2 separate regions of the Homo sapiens genome follow, and region 2 is linked to region 1. The links are chromatin contacts, found by Hi-C or POLR2A ChIA-PET in ENCODE. All regions are on one chromosome and are shown on one strand. The core of a region is the stretch at or near the end of the contact, and the rest is flanking DNA. Distances in the headings are between cores, read along the strand shown.

Evidence for each region. A loop is a pair of places that touch in the nucleus more often than their neighbours do. ChIA-PET counts read pairs that join two places held with the same protein, here RNA polymerase II (POLR2A). Pooled maps may share reads with other maps.
Region 2: a map of PC-9 shows a loop between it and region 1 (7-fold over the local background). The contact joins two enhancer-like sites. A Hi-C loop is called at or near these places in 8 of 168 maps with a recorded cell type or tissue (Calu3, PC-3, PC-9 and 5 more), 4 of 37 single-sample maps with no recorded cell type and 6 of 50 pooled maps. POLR2A ChIA-PET finds 5 or more read pairs at or near these places in 12 of 52 experiments (AG04449, B cell, BJ and 9 more).

The regions. Positions count from the first base shown.
Region 1 is chr4:169,069,262-169,072,748 of GRCh38, reverse strand. LOC105377527 (a long non-coding RNA gene) reads left to right here. Exons shown (of 5, transcript XR_939429.3): 2 at 549-721; 3 at 2,000-2,104. Among named protein-coding and RNA genes, the nearest start is that of CBR4-DT, 61 kb to the right of the region's middle. RefSeq lists an enhancer at 1,945-2,899. Within about 2 kb of position 1,793, at least 19 of the 41 ENCODE cell types and tissues checked have a DNase peak (open chromatin) inside an H3K27ac peak, as active enhancers do.
Region 2 is chr4:169,102,727-169,106,213 of GRCh38, reverse strand. The region is part of intron 11 of SH3RF1 (SH3 domain containing ring finger 1); the gene reads left to right. Among named protein-coding and RNA genes, the nearest start is that of CBR4-DT, 94 kb to the right of the region's middle. Within about 2 kb of position 1,898, at least 3 of the 41 ENCODE cell types and tissues checked have a DNase peak (open chromatin) inside an H3K27ac peak, as active enhancers do.

The sequences.
Region 1 (3,487 bases), core at 544-3,043:
CTGGTGTCCTGAAAAGGGTATAAAGCTGTCCCCATCCTCTGCCAAAACAGAGTCCTTAAAGTCCCAACGTTTTTGCCTCTCCAGCTCCTGAGTCAAAGTTCAGCCCAATGCCTCTGTTTGGTGGAGCCCAGATCATATGCCCACACCTTAGCTATGGAGGGAGCTGGGAAAGCCAGATGCTGACCTGTTTCACTTCTCATGGGAGGAGGTGGTCTCTGCCTTCTGACAGACTCGCAAAGTAGGGAATTCTCCCACGCAGAAAGTGGGGTCAGATGATGAGCTGCCGTAAAGAATGGCTAATGTTGTCCTCACAGGGGTTGAGGGATAGGGTAATTGTGCTGGTTTTTAACGGGTTGAAGGATCATAGCCAAAGCTTGCTAATTAATTGATTCTTTTTAATCCAGAGGACTGGTTTTATTGGAATACCACAGAACTCTGCATTATCGTGCCACATGAGGGTTTTTTGTTGTTGTTGTGTTTTTTTGTTTTTGTTTTTGTTTTATCAGTGGCTTGGCCAAAGACCAAAAATAAACTTGTTGTATTTGCAGGTGACACAGAGAATGAGTGGAATACTAATACATTGAAGGGCAAAATCAAAACCCCAGAAGATCTCTAAAAGTCTGAATGAATCAGCCCATATTACAAGATAAAGTCCATAATGGTAAACGGAAGGCTCTGGTCTTGGTTTACAAAATCCAACCACTCAAATATGTAGTTGCTGGTAAGAAAAAAAGCCATAATTTCATGTGGTTGCCAAGAAAGCTCATTAAATCCTTGGCTGCATTAATAGATGTATGGTATTTCCAACAAAGCCTTCTGCCTCATTCTGCACTGGAGAGACCACAGCTGAGCCCTGTGCCAAGCTATGTGCACCACAGTTTTCAAAGGGCTCGACGAGTTGGAGGCTGTTCAGAGGGGAGCAGCGGGGTGGTAGACACTCTCAGCCCCTTCGTAGAGGAAGAATGATACCACCGCAGGAGCTCGGCCATGAAGAAGGGCCATGGGGGGAGTGATGACATAGTGGTCACCAATTTTCTACAGAGCTTTCACATGGAAGATGGGTACGATTTATCCCACGGGGTGTCAAGGCATGAAATTAGGTACAATTGATGTAAATTATAGGGAATCTTCAGTCTAAGAAAGGGTTTCCACTGGAGCAACCCAAAAGTGGATGAGTCTATGTTGGGAGGGAGCAAGTTACCTCCCTGTCACTGAAGACGTTCAGATTCGAGACTGGATGGCCAGCATCCAGGGGTGCTGTCAAGGGGCCTCAAGCTATGTTTAGTCTAAACGAACTTTCAGCCTTAAGAGTATATTTTTTTTAATGAAAACATAAGGCATTACAAAGGAGAGATGAGCCAGGTGTGGTGGCATATGCCTATGGTCTCAGCTACTCGGGAGGTGAGGTGGGAGGATCTTTTGAGCCTAGAAGATAGAGGTTGCAGTGAGCCATGATTGCACCACTGCCTGGGTGACAGAGTGAGACCCTGTCTCTAATGTTAAAAGAAAAACCACAGAGACGTTTAACTTAACAGAGTTTAATTGAGCAAAAAATTATTTGTGAATAGGGCAGCCCCTGGACCAGAATGGGTTCAGAGAAGCTCCAGCTTAGGCACATGGTGGAGGAAGATTTACGGACAGAAAAAGGAAAGGGATGTACAGGAAACAGAAGCGAGGCACAGAAAGAGCCAGGCTGGTTACTGCTGGATGATTGCCTTGTTTGTTCATGGTTTGAAGAACTGCCCGCCTTTGGCCGGAACTGGGTGATTGACACAAGAGTAGGCAGCCGTGTGTTTACACACCCTGTCAGGTGACAGTGCACTATGCATGAGCACAGCTTTAGGCAGAATGTAAACTATAAGGAGGCAGCATTGGGCTAAACTTAATTTTACACTAAATAAAGTCTAAAAAATTTAAAAGCATTTTTAAAGGTAATAGAAGTTAGCTGTGATGTGCATGTGAACATTTAAACTACATTTTTCGTTTTTTTTTTAAAAAGGAAGTTTTGTGGCCATGGGGATGCTGACAAAGATTGCTTGGGATGCACACAAGGCAGCGGCGAAGCCTGAGGGGTGCTGCCAGGCCGGGCTCTCCACTGGCCACGGTAAGAATCTTCCTGGGCCTGTTTGTTTTGGCCTCTGTGAGCATGGGCCACAATCACGGGGAAATGAATTGCTAGGAAGTCAATTCCTCTCTGAAGGAAGGACTCCAAAGAGAGCTGAGGCTGCCGTGTTTTCTGGCCGCCCACACAAGCCAACAAGCTATTCCCTGGGGGCAACCACTAATCTCTAACCAGACAACCGGTAATCTCTTATTCATTCTCCGTTGAATTCTTGGGCTACACTCAATTTATAATAGAACTTAAAGAATGTCCTCATTTTATCTAGAGGGTTTGTAATGCCTTTATTTCGATTCCTCATGAATCATTATAGTCATGGATACCTGTGAACCACAGCTTCCTTGTAGAGAGGGGAGAGGGGAATAAGTGAAATTACTCCGGAGAAAACAAACAAGGACGTTTAGCTCCAGGGCATGTGGAGAGCCACAGTCTGAGTCTCTCACTCGCATACCAGGAGATAAATAATTCAGAGGCCTAACAAAGGGAGGCGGAGTAGTCAAACTGGTTGAACACCTGGTCGGCTGCACCCAGCTAAACAGGGCTGGTGTCTGTGAGGGCTTCCTAATCATTGTGGATGACATTTAAAGACAACACTCATAGCAAATATTGCATTAGAATTTTCTGCTTCCAAGATACCAGTCAGAGTAAGGGTGGGAGAGAAATGAGGGAAAGAACAGATACCCTACTACTTATCAGATTGCCTTAGAGTACACATCATGAAAGTAATTATGATTTTCTTTTTGAGATGGAGTCTTGCTCTGTCTCCCAGGCTGGAGTGCAATGGCATGATCTCAGCTCACTGCAACCTCCATCTCCCAGGTTCAAGTGATTCTCCTGCCTCAGCCTCCTGAGTAGCTGGGACTACAGGCACCCGCCACCACGCTTGCCTAATTTTTGTATTTTTAGTAGAGAAGGGGTTTCATCACGTTGGCCAGGCTAGTCTCAAACTCCTGACCTCAGGTGATCCACCCACCTCAGCCTCCCAAAGTGTTGGGATTAAAGGTGTGAGCCACCACACCTGGCCTAATTATGATTTTTAAGATGACAACAGGGCTATCAATGTTCATGTCTTTGTGTCCTCTATAAGAGATCAATGTATCTCTTGCCTGAATACTTCCCCAGATTAGATTTCTGGAAGCTCAAAGTAGTGCTGATTGCTGTCTGGTCCTGGTCTTGCAATCACACCCCACCAAATGTAGGCAAATTGTCAGTGTACAAGGCTGCCTCTGTGGTGGGAACATTTTGGGAACATAAAAGGGAGGCAGGGATTTCTCTTTTTTTTCGAGACAGAGTCTCACTTTGTCACCCAGGCCGGAGTGCAGTGGCATGATCTCAGCTCACTGCAACCTCCACCTCCCGGGTTCGAGT
Region 2 (3,487 bases), core at 649-3,148, 33 kb before region 1:
TTGAACCCAGGAGGCAGAGGTTGCAGTGAGTGGAGATCATGCCGCTGCACTCCAGCCTGGGTGACAGAGCAGGACTCCATCTCAAAATAATAATAATAATAATAATAAATATATATACACACACACATATATACTGTTAAAAAATATTTTACATTACATATATATACACACTAACATTAATTATAGCTGATGAGCTAAAAAAAAATTGCAAAAAAAATTCACAATATTTTAAGAAAGTTTATGAATTTTGTGTTGCACTGCATGCCCACGGGTTGGACAAGCTTGAATTAGAGAATTCTGTCAGCTAAGAGAACTCTCTTCTTTTTTTGAGACAGGGTCTTGCTCTGTTGCGCAGGCTTCAGTGCAGTGGTGCAATCACAGCTCACTGAAGCCTCAACATCCTGGGCTCAAGTGATCCTCCCACCTCAGCTTCCTGAGTGGCTGGGACCACAAGCATGTGCCACCATTCCCAGCTAATTTTTTTGTAAAGACGGGGTCTCCCATGTTGCCCAGGCTAGTCTTGAACTCCTGAACTCAAGCCATTCTCCTGCCCCAGCCTCCCAAAATGCTGCGATTACAGGCGTGAGCCACGATGTCTAGCGAAGAACTCTCTTCTTCTTCCTGAGCCAGAAGGGTATGGCTAAGTTCTCAGTCTCAGTTCTGACTCTCCTCCTGACCAAGTGACTTGATTCAGTTACACTCAGAGTAATAAGCCCTGTTTTAGTGATTCCAGCCTTGAATAATTATTACAAAAGGGAGCAGTTCTGTTTGATACCCCACTGGGGTTCTAGGAATGTGTTAGGAAAGAAAATATATTATTTAATGAGACAAATAGCTACCAGGATTATTTAAACTCAACAATGAGGCACTATTCATTACATAGGAAAGCATCATGAAGTATACTCAAAATAGTGGACTCTTTTTATATCTTATATAAATATATAGTATTTGTCTTAAGTGTCATCTGTTTTATTGTTTCTGTAAGCTTCATTTCCTCTGTGCCTGCATTTCATAAATAAAGCAAATTTCTGCTTTGTGGAGGTATTGCTTTTTTGGTAGCATTTTCTATGTTGCCGACTTGAAATCTTACTATAAAGTGTTATGTTTTTAAATGCCTTAAATTCACCTTACCTCTGTATTTCAGATGAAGCCATATGTATATTTGTATCCACCAAAACCTGAGGCCTGCATTCATATTTTTGGCACACTTTTTAACTTAAAAATAAACTGGGAAAAATGGAAAAGAATAAATTTCAAACCTACTTACATTAAGTGCAAAGCTCACAATTTATGATTTTTTTTTTTTTTTTTTGAGATGGGAGTCTCACTCTGTTGCCCAGGCTGGAGTGCAGTGGTGCAATCTTGGCTCACTGCAACCTCCATTTCCCGGGTTCAAGTGATTCTCCTGCCTCTGCTTTCTGAGTAGCTGGGATTGCAGGCACACACCACGCCCGGCTAATTTTTTTGTATTTTCAGTAGAGATGGGGTTTTGCCATCTTGGCCAGGGTGGTCTCGAACTCCTGAGCTCAGGCAATTCACCTGCCTCGGCCTCTCAAAGTGCTGGGATTACAGGCATGAGCCATGGAGCCCAGCCACAATTTATGATATTTATTTTTATAGTGCTGTACAATAATTTTCTATAGTTCTAACCCCCTAAAACCAGTTTTAAAATGAGCCATTACCCTAAAAAAGTGTTCTCTCCCTACAAATGAAATCATTTTATCTTTCCTCTCATCTGTTGTGCTCTTAGTAAAGCTTTGAAATTTTGTCCAGAATTCACTGAATCTCTTACTCTAAGAGTCAACCTTTTTCCTGCTGTATTGGTCTGCTTTCCAGGGATAGCACCTTCTGTCCCTGGAGTTGGTCCAGTTACTTGTTTGCTTTCTCTTGGTCACAAAGCCTCCCTCCCTCCCTCCAGGCATTGATCTGCAGTTTTCCTTCAAGCCCTGAGGGCATCTCTCCTGTGTTCCCTCTCATTTGTGGTATTTGTGTGACTCTTTTGAGTGATGGTTCACTTTGCCCAGACTCTCCCTAGGCACTGGCATGGGCACTGCAGCCTCCCTCCCCCAGTGCATTCCTTTTCAGTTGCCAGATGTCCTCAGTCTCTACGGCTTCTGCATTCCGGTCCCTTCCTCTTAGAGGGGCTCCTTTCTAACAGCAGGCTCCTGCTGTTCAGTTCATCTGAAAAGAAGGAATTGCTAGCTCAGACAGGTGATGGCATTTCAGGGAGCGGGGGATGCACATCAGATAGGGAACATGGAGAATGTAATGACAGGACAGATGGGCCTGGGCATGCTGGAATTCTTTGATAGGTTTTTTTGTATAACCATTTAAATTTTTACAAGTGGGAAAGGGGTCTTTGGAGAAGATTTCTACCCAAGTTTATATTTTTATAATCCATATGTTCAATGGAATATTAAATATAATAGCCAATCTGACCAACTTTCCACAGCCTTTGCTTTCATACAGTGATGGTGATAGTATTTATTTACCTTGGATTCTTAGATCTGTCTCACAGTAAAAATAACAGGAAAAATGTGCGGTAACATATAGGAAAATGTTATATTATTCACTGGGAATGAAAGTTTTTGATTAATTAAAAGCCACCAAGTATAGAATTTAGGGATTACTTGTGTTCATATTTTAAACATTTCAACACAATAAAAAGTGCTCAATGCTGAAAATGAAGGAAAGATTAACTTTTATATCAGTATGATTGAGAAAACATTTCAGAATCTAAGAATAATCCTTGATTTACAATACAAGCATCAACAACTCTTGCCCTGGCAAAATGCAGAAGGAGCCCAGGGTTCCTTTGGTAAAAATTCTACTGACTGGTAGAATTTCACAGAAGTATTTTTCAATTTATATTATTGGGACACTATGAGGTAGGATTCATCTACAGATTATAATGAGAACAAGCATAAAATTTCCTCTCAAACCATGACCCTATCTCATACATCTAAAGTAAAAGAATGTGCCAGGCATGGTGGCTCATGCCTGTAATCCCAGCACTTTGGGAGGCCAAGGTGGGTGGATCACGAGGTCAGGAGTTCAAGACCAGCCTGACCAAGATGGTGAAACCCCATCTCTACTAAAAATACAAAAAAAAAAAAAAAAAAAAAAATAGCCAGGCGCGGTGGCGGGCACCTGTAATCCCAGCTACTCGGGAGGCTGAGGCAGAGAAATGCTTGAACCCGGGAGGTGGAGGTTGCAGTGAGCCACAGTCGCATCACTGCACTCCATCCAGCCTGACAGAGCGAGACTCCATCTCAAAAAAAAAAAAAAAAAAAAAAAAGAATGTGACTGGGGCAGCCGGTGCTGTCAATGGAAAGAAGCAACCACGTGGTATAAAGACTTAAGCAATCTCATAGTAAGAAAGGATGAACCTTGAAGTGTGTTGACAGGTCTTGGTGTCAGCAGAGAGAATTCTCTTAGGAACAAAAGGATTCTTCTGTGTTTGTTAGAGAGACTGAAGAAAACAAGC